2 separate regions of the Homo sapiens genome follow, and region 1 is linked to region 2. Evidence: read pairs that join two places in POLR2A ChIA-PET (ENCODE). Cell type or tissue: Caco-2. All regions are shown on one strand. Each heading gives the region's core, and the rest is flanking DNA. Links, peaks and the distances in the headings are about the cores only.

The links. ChIA-PET counts read pairs that join two places held together with the same protein. Peaks named below come from ENCODE experiments on the same cell type or tissue, not always from the same donor. Only the 100,000 strongest peaks of a DNase experiment are listed, where the experiment ranks them.
Region 1: POLR2A ChIA-PET joins it to region 2 with 11 read pairs; 2 of 35 experiments call an interaction of 5 or more read pairs at or near these places.

The regions. Positions count from the first base shown.
Region 1 is chr22:25,282,522-25,287,898 of GRCh38, forward strand. LOC105372969 (a long non-coding RNA gene) reads right to left here and starts at 545. Exons shown (of 3, transcript NR_188583.1): 1 at 461-545. RefSeq lists enhancers at 1-176, 177-1,109. In Caco-2, for the core only: no CTCF peak of the experiment used is centred there; no DNase peak of the experiment used is centred there.
Region 2 is chr22:25,220,500-25,225,876 of GRCh38, forward strand. It overlaps CRYBB2 (crystallin beta B2), which reads left to right. Exons shown (of 6, transcript NM_000496.3): 2 at 905-984; 3 at 4,419-4,537. The coding sequence starts at 931. Among named protein-coding and RNA genes, the nearest start is that of CRYBB2, 3.5 kb to the left of the region's middle. In Caco-2, for the core only: no CTCF peak of the experiment used is centred there; a DNase peak (open chromatin) is centred at 3,142; H3K27me3 peaks cover 421 bases.

The DNA of each region.
Region 1 (5,377 bases), core at 199-5,198, 62 kb after region 2:
AGTAGGCGGAGGCCGAAGGAGAGGTGGGGGAGGAAGAAGAGGAGGAGGAGGAGTCCCTTGTGGCCACCCCGAAGGGAGGGAGGGCTACCGTAGAGACTTGGTCGAGAGGCGCGGGACAAGCCTGGCCGCTGGGACTGTGCGCTGAGGTGCACCGACCGTCGGGCCGCGAGCTCCCCGCAGACCCTCGCGGAATGAGCTGGGGGGCGGCGCGCGAGGCGGCGGAGCGGAAGGCGCACTGCGACCCCGGCGGGCTACAGCCTGCGGCGCTTGCAGGGCGCTGGTGGGGCGCGCCGAGCAGGGGCTGCCCTGGGGCTGCCCCAGTCCCACCAGGTCGGGGCTCAGCTGGCGGCGGCGGCGGCGGTGGCGGCAGCGCGTCCCATCCGGGTCCGAGTAACCGCCGCCGCCGCCAAAACTCGCCAACGTGGCGGACCCGGAGGCTGTGCTGGCAGATGCCAGTTACCTGATGGCCATGGAGAAGAGCAAGGCGACTCCGGCCGCCCGCGCCAGCAAGAGGACCGTCCTGCCCGATCCCAGGTACCAGCTGCCCCGGCCCGCGCTGGTCCCCACGCCGCCGTCCCCAAGCGGCCGTCAGCGACCTCCTGCGTCCGGGAGGGTCGGGCATTGAGTCGTCGCTGTCCTGGGTGCGGGTGACACCGCGGAACTGGCGATGCGGGGCCGGCCTCCCCGTTCCAGTCTCTGAAATGGGGCATCGGATGGCCGGTGGGGGGGACTCCGGGAGAGAGCGCTCCAAAGTGCCCAGCGCGGCGCCCTGCGCGCAGCGAGCGCCCCAGGGAGGGGCTGGTTATGACTTGGCTGGACCAGCTCCATCCCTGTCGCCCCCTCCCCCCGGCCCTGTCCTGTCCTGTCCCATCCCCGTGGTTCTTCCTGTTGCATTGGTGTGGTCCCTGTGGGCTCGTTGCCTGTCACTCCTTTGCGCTCCTTCTTGGTCGCTGCTTCTTCCCCGGCTCTGTGGTCCCCCTTTCCAACTCCATCCCCTCAGCTCCCTCTGGGCCGCTTATCTGGGGACTGCAGGCTTGTTGCTTACTGTCCGAGGTAGTTAAACTGCTGTTTTCAGTGCTTGTTCTTCTTGAAGTCCCTAAGTCTAGTCACCTTCTTAGGCTCTTCTTCTATTTTGTGCCCAGGCAGGATTTTTGACCCACTCAATAATCTTTTTGGTGCCACGTGTGTCACCTGAGCTGCTTTTCTCAACTTGCAGATCTACTGGTGGCACTTTATTAAAAAATTGAAATGGGATTCATTTAAAAAGGCACTTGAATGGATGATTCCAGACAGGAATTTGTTGTTAAATTATCAAAGGAGGGCCCGATTGAATTGGCGAGGGGTTTGGTGAGGTCCATACCAAGTTGCAATTTTCTCTCAGATGATTTATAATTAAGGAACTAGTAAAATTTTTTGCTAGTTCATATCATTAGCACTTCCCCAGAAAAAATAGTTCTTCAGGTTAGTAGTGAGTTTTAAATAGTGTATTAAAGCTTCAGTGATGGTTTTTTTTTTTTTCTCTAGCTCCTTTCCTAATTAACACCATCATGAGTTGTACAGCTAATGTGATTCCTTGATGCTAAATAGCTCTTGGAATTTGATGCTCAAAAGAGGCATCTTGTTTATGGTGAATTTGAAACCATGCAATTCTATAAAATATTGGAATCTAAACCAAAGTTATTGTCCATTTGAAATCATCAGGCCTTCAAGCGTTAGGCGCCCAAGATTGCTTAAATGTTACCTAATGCTAAGTGATCATCACATGATTTTTTTTACAAGTCCATCTATGAGCCCTATGATACAGAAAATACCAGTCCCCTTGTTATTTTTGAAAAGCTAAATTGTGCAAATGAAGACATGCTTGCTAGATATTTTGGGCTTGCTTTTCTCCTTAGCCCATGCCTCTTGTTGGTTTTGCAGGATGTGCTACTCTTTGATAGGCAATGCCAAGTAGTGAAAATGAGGGAAAAGTGCAAACCTTTCTTCAATGTCATGAGTTTAACATCCCTATTCCAGAGTGTAGCATATCTGAAGCTAATTGAAAAAAATCAATGCTGCTTAAAATTTCCAGCAAATGGGAAACTTAGAGAACAAGAACTCCTATATCAAACCTAAATTTCACCGAAGAAACTGTATATTTCTATAAATGTGGTAGAAAAAGGCTTAATTCCTTTTTCTCTTGCCTTTCCTAGTGTCCCCCACCACCACCACCCAAAGTCAGGGAGTCCTAAATATTGTAGGGTTTCTAGATATAAAATTGATGAATCTCAACTCATGGGCAGTTATTTTTGGGGGGTGTAGTTTTTTGTATTTAGTCGAGGCGGGGGTTTCACCATATTGGCCAGGCTGGTCTCGAACTCCCGATCTCAGGTGATTCACCCACCTCAGCCTCCCAGAGTGCTGGGATTACAGACGCGAGCCACCGTGCCCAACTGAGATTTGTTTTAAAATGCTTTAAAAACTGGAGGTGGGATAAGTGGTGATAGTGGCTCATGCCTGTAGTTCCAGCACTTTGGGAGGCCGAGGCGAGCAGATCAGTTGAGACCAGCTTGGGCAACACACCAAAACCTCATATCTATGAAAATTAGAAAAATTAGTTGAGCAGAGTGGCACACACCTGTAGTCCTAGCTGCTTGGGAGGCTGAGGTGGGAGGATCACTTGAGTCCAGGAGAGTGAGGCCGCAGTGAGCTGAGATGGCACTACTGTACTCTAATCTCAGCAACACCGTGACTCTGCCTCAAAACGAAAAAGAAAAAAAAATGGAGGGCGGGGTAGGGAAAAGTAGCAGATTACAATCTTGGTAACTTCCAATGAGGTGCTGAGTGATGGGTCTAGGTGTTCACTACATTATATCCTTTTGCATGTTTGAAAACTTTTGCAATAATTTTTCAAAACAGTAGAGAAGATGGCCAGGTGTGAAGATCACAGCTGTGTCCCTGCAGGGCTAATGGAAGCCTCAGTTTTCCCAATGTCATGTGTAATAGCACTGGTGACTTAAGATGTACTATATAATTTCTATGACAGCATCATACACAGATGCAAGATGCAAGTGTACTGCATCTCAAACAACTTAGATTGATGGGAGGATGATGTGTTTTTTGGAAACTGCATTAGATGACTCAAAAAGAGGCTCTGTGACACTGATTACAAAGATGCGGGTAGAGTTTTAAGAGGCTCGTTTGCAACCTAAGAGTCCCGACTAATCCAACCAGAGTGGACAGATTTACAACTTCTTGACCTGAAGGCTTGCTGTAGAAGGATGAGAAAAAAAAAAAATGCAAGAAGGCTATTGAAAGTAGAAAGCACAGTAAGAGATCATACTTCAGAAAACGATGATCTGTTTACTTCCTGAGTGCAAAAGACTTCACTGACTTCATTCAGATCATGGGTATCTATTAAATCGCGGCTCTGATGTTTAAATTTAGCAGAAAAAAAAAAGTAACCCATGGTCTTTAAAATAATCTACCCTCTAAGCATACTATCCATGCCTAAGGAAACCTTGCAATGTAAGTCTCTCTTATTAAAATTATGTTAACAGCTATTTTTTAATTACTTGAATATTAATTTGTGAAAATATTTCAAAATAATCATTTTAAAATGTTTCATGGCCGGGTGCGGTGGCTTATCATGCCTGTAATCCCAGCACTTTGGGAGGCCGAGGCGGGTGGATCACCTGAGGTCAGGAGTTCGAGACCAGCCTGGCCGACATGGTGAATCCCTGTCTCTACTAAAAATATAAAAATTAGCCAGGTGTGGTGGTGGGCACCTGTAATCCCAGCTACTCAGGAGGCTAAGGCAGGAGAATCACTTGAACCCTGGAGGCAGAGGTTGCAAAGAGCCGAGATCACACCACTGCACTCCAGTCTGGGCGACAGAGCGAGACTCTGTCTCAGGAAAAAAAAAAAAAAAAAAAAAAGGCCGGGCCCTGTGGTTCATGCCTGTAATCCCAGCACTTTGGGAGGCCGAGGCAGGTGGATCACGAGGTCAGGAGATCAAGACCATCCTGGCTACCACGGTGAAACCCCGTCTCTACTAAAAATACAAAAAATTAGCTGGGTGTGGTGGTGGGTGCCTGTAGTCCCAGCTACTTGGGAGGCTGAGGCAGGAGAATGGCGTGAACCTGGGAGGTGGAGCTTGCAGTGAGCCAAGATTGTGCCCCTGCACTCCAGCCTGGCCAACAGAGCGAGACTCCATCTCAAAAAAAAAAAAAAAAAAAAAAGTGTGTTGCTCTAAAACAGGCCTCACTAAGTATTTTTGTGTACTTTTTTCTTTGTTACTGTCATCCATTGTCGTTCCATTAGGTTATTTGGGGCAGGCTAACAGGACTTACACGATCCTTCCTGAGAGGTCCCCTTGGTTTCTCTCACTTCAGCCTTGCCCGTGGTCCCTTAGATTCTGTCGTTGAGCTGTAGTGACCTGGGTTCTGGGGCACCCTGCAGTTGCCCCTGTGGAGGCTGACCCGTCACACTGTGTTGGGACTGTCTGTGTCCTCTCCTAACAACCCCTCTGGACATGGGCTCCTTGAAGGCAGGGGATGAGTGGGGTTCACTGTGTATTCTGAGGGTCAGATTCAGTGTCTGGCTCAGGGTAAGGATGCAGCATCTATCTTTTGAATGAGCGAATGGGTGAATAAACAGATGGATTGTCTTTTCCTTTTCTTCCCAATGAGTCTATGTATTTAATAGCCTGTATTAGACATAGCTAATATACCAAGTATTTGACTCTTTAGAGAGAGCTGTGGCAAAGATTTGGTTCTTCAAATGGCGTGAGATCAGAAATTCTTGAATTCATTTGAATGTGCAAAAATATTGTATAGGTTATAACATCATATTTCAACCCCAAATTTGGACAGATTTGGCACTATAGCTTTTATAAACTATGAAAAATAGTTTTCTCTAAACAATGCTACGGCAGCTTATGTGAGAAAAATACTAGAGAAAAGCTAATGATTTATTAATGAGTAAGGAAATATGCAAATATGAAACTAGAATCGACTGGGGGCAGCAGTAGGGAGGTGGGAGTAAATGCCTAAAATCTTTGGGAGTACTTTTTCTGGAAGACTTTGATTTGTTTTGAAAAGTGGCTTTGAAAGCTCTGCTTTAGCCATGTGGTAGTTCCCCCATATCTGTAGTTTTGCTTTCAGCAGTTTCAGTTGTCCGGAGTCAATCGAGGCCTGAAAATATTACATGGAAAATTCCAGAAATAGATAATTGCTAAGTTTTAACTTGCATGCCATTTTGACTAGGAAGATGAAATCTTGCACCATTCTGTCTGGAACGTGATTCCTTTGTTCAAGGAATCCTCAGTGTAGATGCTACTGCCCTGTGGGTCCCTTAGTACCTGGCTTAGGTATCAGATCCTTTGTAACCCTTATTT
Region 2 (5,377 bases), core at 90-5,089:
GGCTGGTTTCTTGCGGGAGAGCAGTAGATTTGGCTGCCAAGGTGCTTAACTGCATTTCTTCCTCCTGGGAAACATCCAGTATTGGCCTTTCATGTGGAAGGGGCTTCTGGAAGCTGGCGTTATCTCTGAAGAGGGAGGCCAGGCTTCCTCTCTTACCCCTGGGGAAACACAGCCTGGTTTGACCACCCCTTCTGCAGGAAGGGGGAAGAGGCTGACAATTTTCCAGGCTTTTCTGATGTTCTCACTAGCTAAGGCAGGTCTACCCTGCTGCCTGCCACAGTGCCTGGATTTCTACCGTCGCACCCATTTCTTCTCTTTCTTGTAATGTGGGTTCTGTATCAGATGATTTCACTAATGGGGGAGTAAAACCAGTGGCAGAGAAGAGAAATCTAGGTACCAGGATGGGGAGAGGAGTCCCAGGGAGAGGGTGGGAGAAGGAGCAGGGGAACAGGGAACTTTGTGAGTTCCTAAACTGGGCACCACCACACCACCAAATACAGCCAATGCATAGGTTTTGTTTGTTCCACACAATTTTATTTAAGAAATTACTGCATAAAGGCAGAAGTTCTGGGATTGACCATTCTATATTCTGTGTGGTATCCATTGTCTGGGGTTGAGTGTTGGGAACCCACTTTGGACCTCATTTAAGCTCTAGTTTATTACTGCTCTCTTTCTTTGAGTAGACCTCGTTTTTCCCTCCTCCTGCAGCTGGCCTGGATAGAAATAAATGAAGCTAAGGACAGAAGTTGAAGTAGCTGCTTACGGACCCCACAGCTCTGGGACAGTCTGAAACCAGGAGAAAAAGAGAATGTTTGGGGCCAGAGGGGAGTGGTCTCAAGGCCCCACAGAGTGAAAAAGCCAGTGGCCCCTCCAGGTCCTCACTGCTGCTTCCCATGTCTTCCAGGTCATTCCTGCACAGGACAGTCCACCATGGCCTCAGATCACCAGACCCAGGCGGGCAAGCCACAGTCCCTCAACCCCAAGGTGGGTACCTCTCAGAGGAGGGGGCATGCAATGCTCCTCCCCCAGACTTAGTTGCCCTTCTGTAAAATGGGCTTGGCATCTTTCTTCATGGGTACCCCCTCTCGACCCCTGCCCCTCTCTGGGACTCAGTCTCCTCTACCCACACAGTTGGAGCTGATACTGAAAGTCCCTCCCCAGCCCATAGCTGGCATGCTGGGATTCCCAGTACCAGCCTCTGGCTTTGGAGACTTCAGTTTCTCTCTCCCTTACCTGTTTTGCCACACCCTATTGTCTACAGGGCTCCCTGAAACTGGAGCAGACCCTCATTCTCAGTCAGAGATGGGATTAGTAGATGGAAGGTGGGTGTGAGTCCTGGCTCTGCACCTGCTGTGTGATCCGGGCCAATTATTTGATCCCTCTGAGCCTCAGTTCCATCTCTATAAAAGGAGGAGTCAGATTTATTGCACAGGGAAGTTGTGAGAGCCAAAGAAACCAGGCTCAGCCTAACACCCGGCCTGGGGTGCGCATCCACCTAACACCAGCAAATAATGCCGCCTTTGATTTCTCATCCACCTGTCCACCCAAGGGCGGCAGGATCTTATCCCAACGTCAGAGGCTTGTCACACCCAGTCTGCCCTCAAACCTCTATCTAGGCACGGCCACCTGACTGCCCTCCTGTGCCTCCCTGCTTTGGTAGCCCCGGGCACAGGTTCCTTCAGGAATGGCCCCTTTGTCTGACTCAGTGCCTCCTGGGCCAGGGAAGCCTGAGCAGATACAGCCCCTCACCTGCTCACCCCAATCTGTCCCTTTTAGGGCTTACTTTCCAGAAGAAGGACAGACAATAAATAAATGAATATATGATTTCCAGTAGTGAGAAGTGCTACAAACAATTGTAAACTAGGGGAAGGGGCTCCTGAGAGTCACAGTGGTTGTGTTAGCTCAGGTGGTCCAGGAGGGTCTCTCTGAGGAGCTGACTTTGAGCAGACACCTGGGTCAAGTGAGGAAGCGGCTATATGAAAATTGGGGGTGCCTTTGCCAGGCCGAGGTGGGAGGACTGTTTGAACCCAAAAGTTTGAGCCCAGCCTGGGCAACATAGTGAGATCCCATCTCCACAGAAAAATGAAAAATGGGGGTCAGGGTTGATGAGAGCATCCAGACAAAAGGAACAGCAGGCGCAAAGACTCCGAGGTGGGAATGAACTGGGTGAGTTTGGAAAAAAGCAAGAAGCTCTGTCCACTAGACCTATAATGTGAGCCACATAGGTAATGCAAAATGTTCTAGTAGCCACATCATAAAAAGTAAAAAGAAATAGGTGAAATTAATTTTCATATTACATTTTATGAAACCCAATATATCCAAAAGATGAGCATGTTAATGTATAATCAATATAAGAATTATTAGGCAGATATTTTACATTATTTTTTCCATTCTGAATTTTCAAAATATGATGTGTATGTTACGCTTATAGCACAGTATAAGTAATAATATGGACTAATTACATGTGCTCAGTAGCCATATGTTACTAATGGCTGCTGTGTGGGACAGTGCAGGCTTAAAGGATTGGATAATTTGTAAAATTTTGCCCTCTACTCTATTGATTAATAACAACGCTATTGAGCTCCTGGGTCCTCTGAGCTTCTGGGCTTTCAAATGCATGGAGAAACTGCTCTTCCTCACCTGCCTACCCCTATTCAGGTGGGCACCCCAGGCCTGCTACCTCAGAAACTGCATTTGATCAAGATCCCAGTGTTGTGTGCACAGGTTAGAGTCTGCAAAGTGCTGCTTCAATTTCATCTGCATCAGACAAGTCTGGGCTTCAATTTCAGCTCTTCCACTTATTCACGTGGGATCTGTAGCATGTCTTTTAATTAACATAATTATGTCTCCCACAAGCAGCGCAAATACTATGTGCTAACCACCCACAAGCCCTGGTCTCCCAGGCCAGGGTAATAATAAACTCTAGCCCCGAACTTCCACATTCTTGAGTCCCCATTTGACAGATGAGGGACCTGAGGCCCAGAGTATTGAATTGCTTTTTAGGTTTGTGCAACTGGATGTAACAGAGGACACATTGGAGCCCTTGTCTCCTGACCCTATCTCTGGCCGAGTCAGTGACCGTAAAGGGCTGGGTCACTGACTGTAAAGGCTGGATTGAGCCCGTGGAATTTGCCTCTAAGCCCTGTGCCTTTCCCTTTCTTTGTGTGGCTAATCCCAGGCCTGGGAGAGAGGGCTATGTTTACCCAGCCTGTGCTGACCGTGTCGATTCTGTAGCTGCCCCGACTGAGAGTGTGCTGACCTGAGCCCATCTTTTCATCCAGGGGCAGTTTGCTGGGGAAGTGTGGCTGGAAAACCTCTGCCTCCAAAATTCTCACTGGAGGCCGGGCGCGGTGGCTCACGCCTGTAATCTCAACACTTTGGGAGGCCGAGGCAGGCAGATCACGAGGTCAGGAGATCGAGACCATCCTGGCTAACTTGGTGAAACCCCATCTCTACTAAAAAAATACAAAAAAAATTAGCTGGGCGTGGTGGCAGGCGCCTGTAGTCCCAGCTACTCAGGAGGCTGAGGCAGGAGAATGGCGTGAACCCAGGAGGCGGAGCTTGCAGTGAGCCGAGATCGCGCCACTGCACTCCAGCCTGGGCGACAGAGTGAGACTCCGTCTCAAAAAAAAAAAACAAAAAACCTCACTGGAACCATGAAAGGTGGCAGCTAGCATCATGGTTAATGCTTGGATGTGGGATGTTGGGTGGGTCCCTTCACTTTGCAGAGCTTCAGTTTCCCTGATGGGGATCCCATGAGCCCCCTCCCTTGGGCTGATGAGAACATTAGGTTTGAGTGTTAGAATTTGCAACATGCTGCTTCCATTTCAGCTGCATCAGACAAGCCTGGGCTCCAGTTTCAGCTCTGCCACTTACTGGAATCTGTACCATATTTCTTAATTAACATAATTATGTCTTAATTATGTCATAATTAGTTCTCCCACAAGCAGAGCAAATACTGTGTGCTAACCATTATGCTCCCCTGAATCCTTCTAACAAACAATATCACAAGGCAGTTTCTCTCTTTGTTTCTTTTTCTTTTTAAAAAAATTAGAAGTGGGGTCTTCCCATCTTGCCCAGGCTGGTCTGGAACTCCTGGGCTCAAGCAATCCTCCCACCTCAGCCTCCCAAAATGCTGAGATTACAGGGGTGAGCCCACCACACCTGGCCTAGGTTCTGTCTTTATTTCCCATTTTACAGACGGGGAGACTGACGCTCAGAGAGGAGAAATGCAGGCTCAAGGTCCCACGGCTGCTTATAGCCAGAGCCAGGGCTGTTTGATTTTATGTTTGATTTGTCACTCTGGAGGTGAACCCTTCAGCATCCTTTGGGTTCTCTGAGCTCCCTCCCCACGTCTACCACCCAGTTCTCACTCCTCTTCATCGTGATGAGGGTCTGAGTCTCGCTTCCTCTTGCAGATCATCATCTTTGAGCAGGAAAACTTTCAAGGCCACTCGCATGAGCTCAATGGGCCCTGCCCCAACCTGAAGGAAACTGGCGTGGAGAAGGCAGGTTCTGTCCTAGTGCAGGCTGGACCGTAAGTACCTGGGTGGCCTCTCCTGGTCAGGGACTTTGGGTGAGGTGATCAAGTTGTGGAGTGGGGGAATCTACCCTTGCTCCTGTCTGCAAATCTGGGAACCAAGTTTTGGGGTCTGGCAGCCTATGGAGATAATTCATGCTTTGCAGTCAGATAGAGCTGGGTTCAAATCCAGGTTCCACCCCTTCTGGGTTGTGTGGTGTTGGACCAGGACCTTCCCCCTCTGAGCCTCAGTTTCCTCCTCTGTAGGATGAGGCTAACCATGTACTCTGGGGATGAAGGGAGAGGGTCATGTGGAAAGCCTGATACAGAGGTCAGCCACTTCCTCAAGGCAGGAAGATGGACATAGTGACTGATGAAGCTTTTAGAACTGCCAATCTCTGGCTCCAGGAGTGTCCTCACTCCTGGGAGGTTTAAGGCTGGATGTTCCAGCCCTGCATCCACTCCTCCCTTCCCGAATCCTGACAATGCTGGGTCTTTACAGATTTTTTGGCACACTTGGGGGCCAGGTCTCTATCCAAGAGAGAAGGGGAGCTGAATGGTTGGCTCACCTTATGTGATGTAGCTGAGCATAGTCCTATGTGAGCCTGCAGAGTCTGGGACACAAAACCACAGTTTCTCTCGTCACTCCTTCTCTGTAAAAGCCTCAGGATGTAGGAATGTCCGCTGGTGGCCAGTAAGTCAGATATGGCTGGAAATCCTAAGGTGACCTATACCACACCTCAAGGTTCTCAGGGAATTTTGCAGAGTTCCATGGTCCTACATAGGTCAGAACCTGAAGATGTGCAGAACACAGCTAAAGCAGTGGCCCTGCCAAGCCTTGGTCATCTGACATGCTCA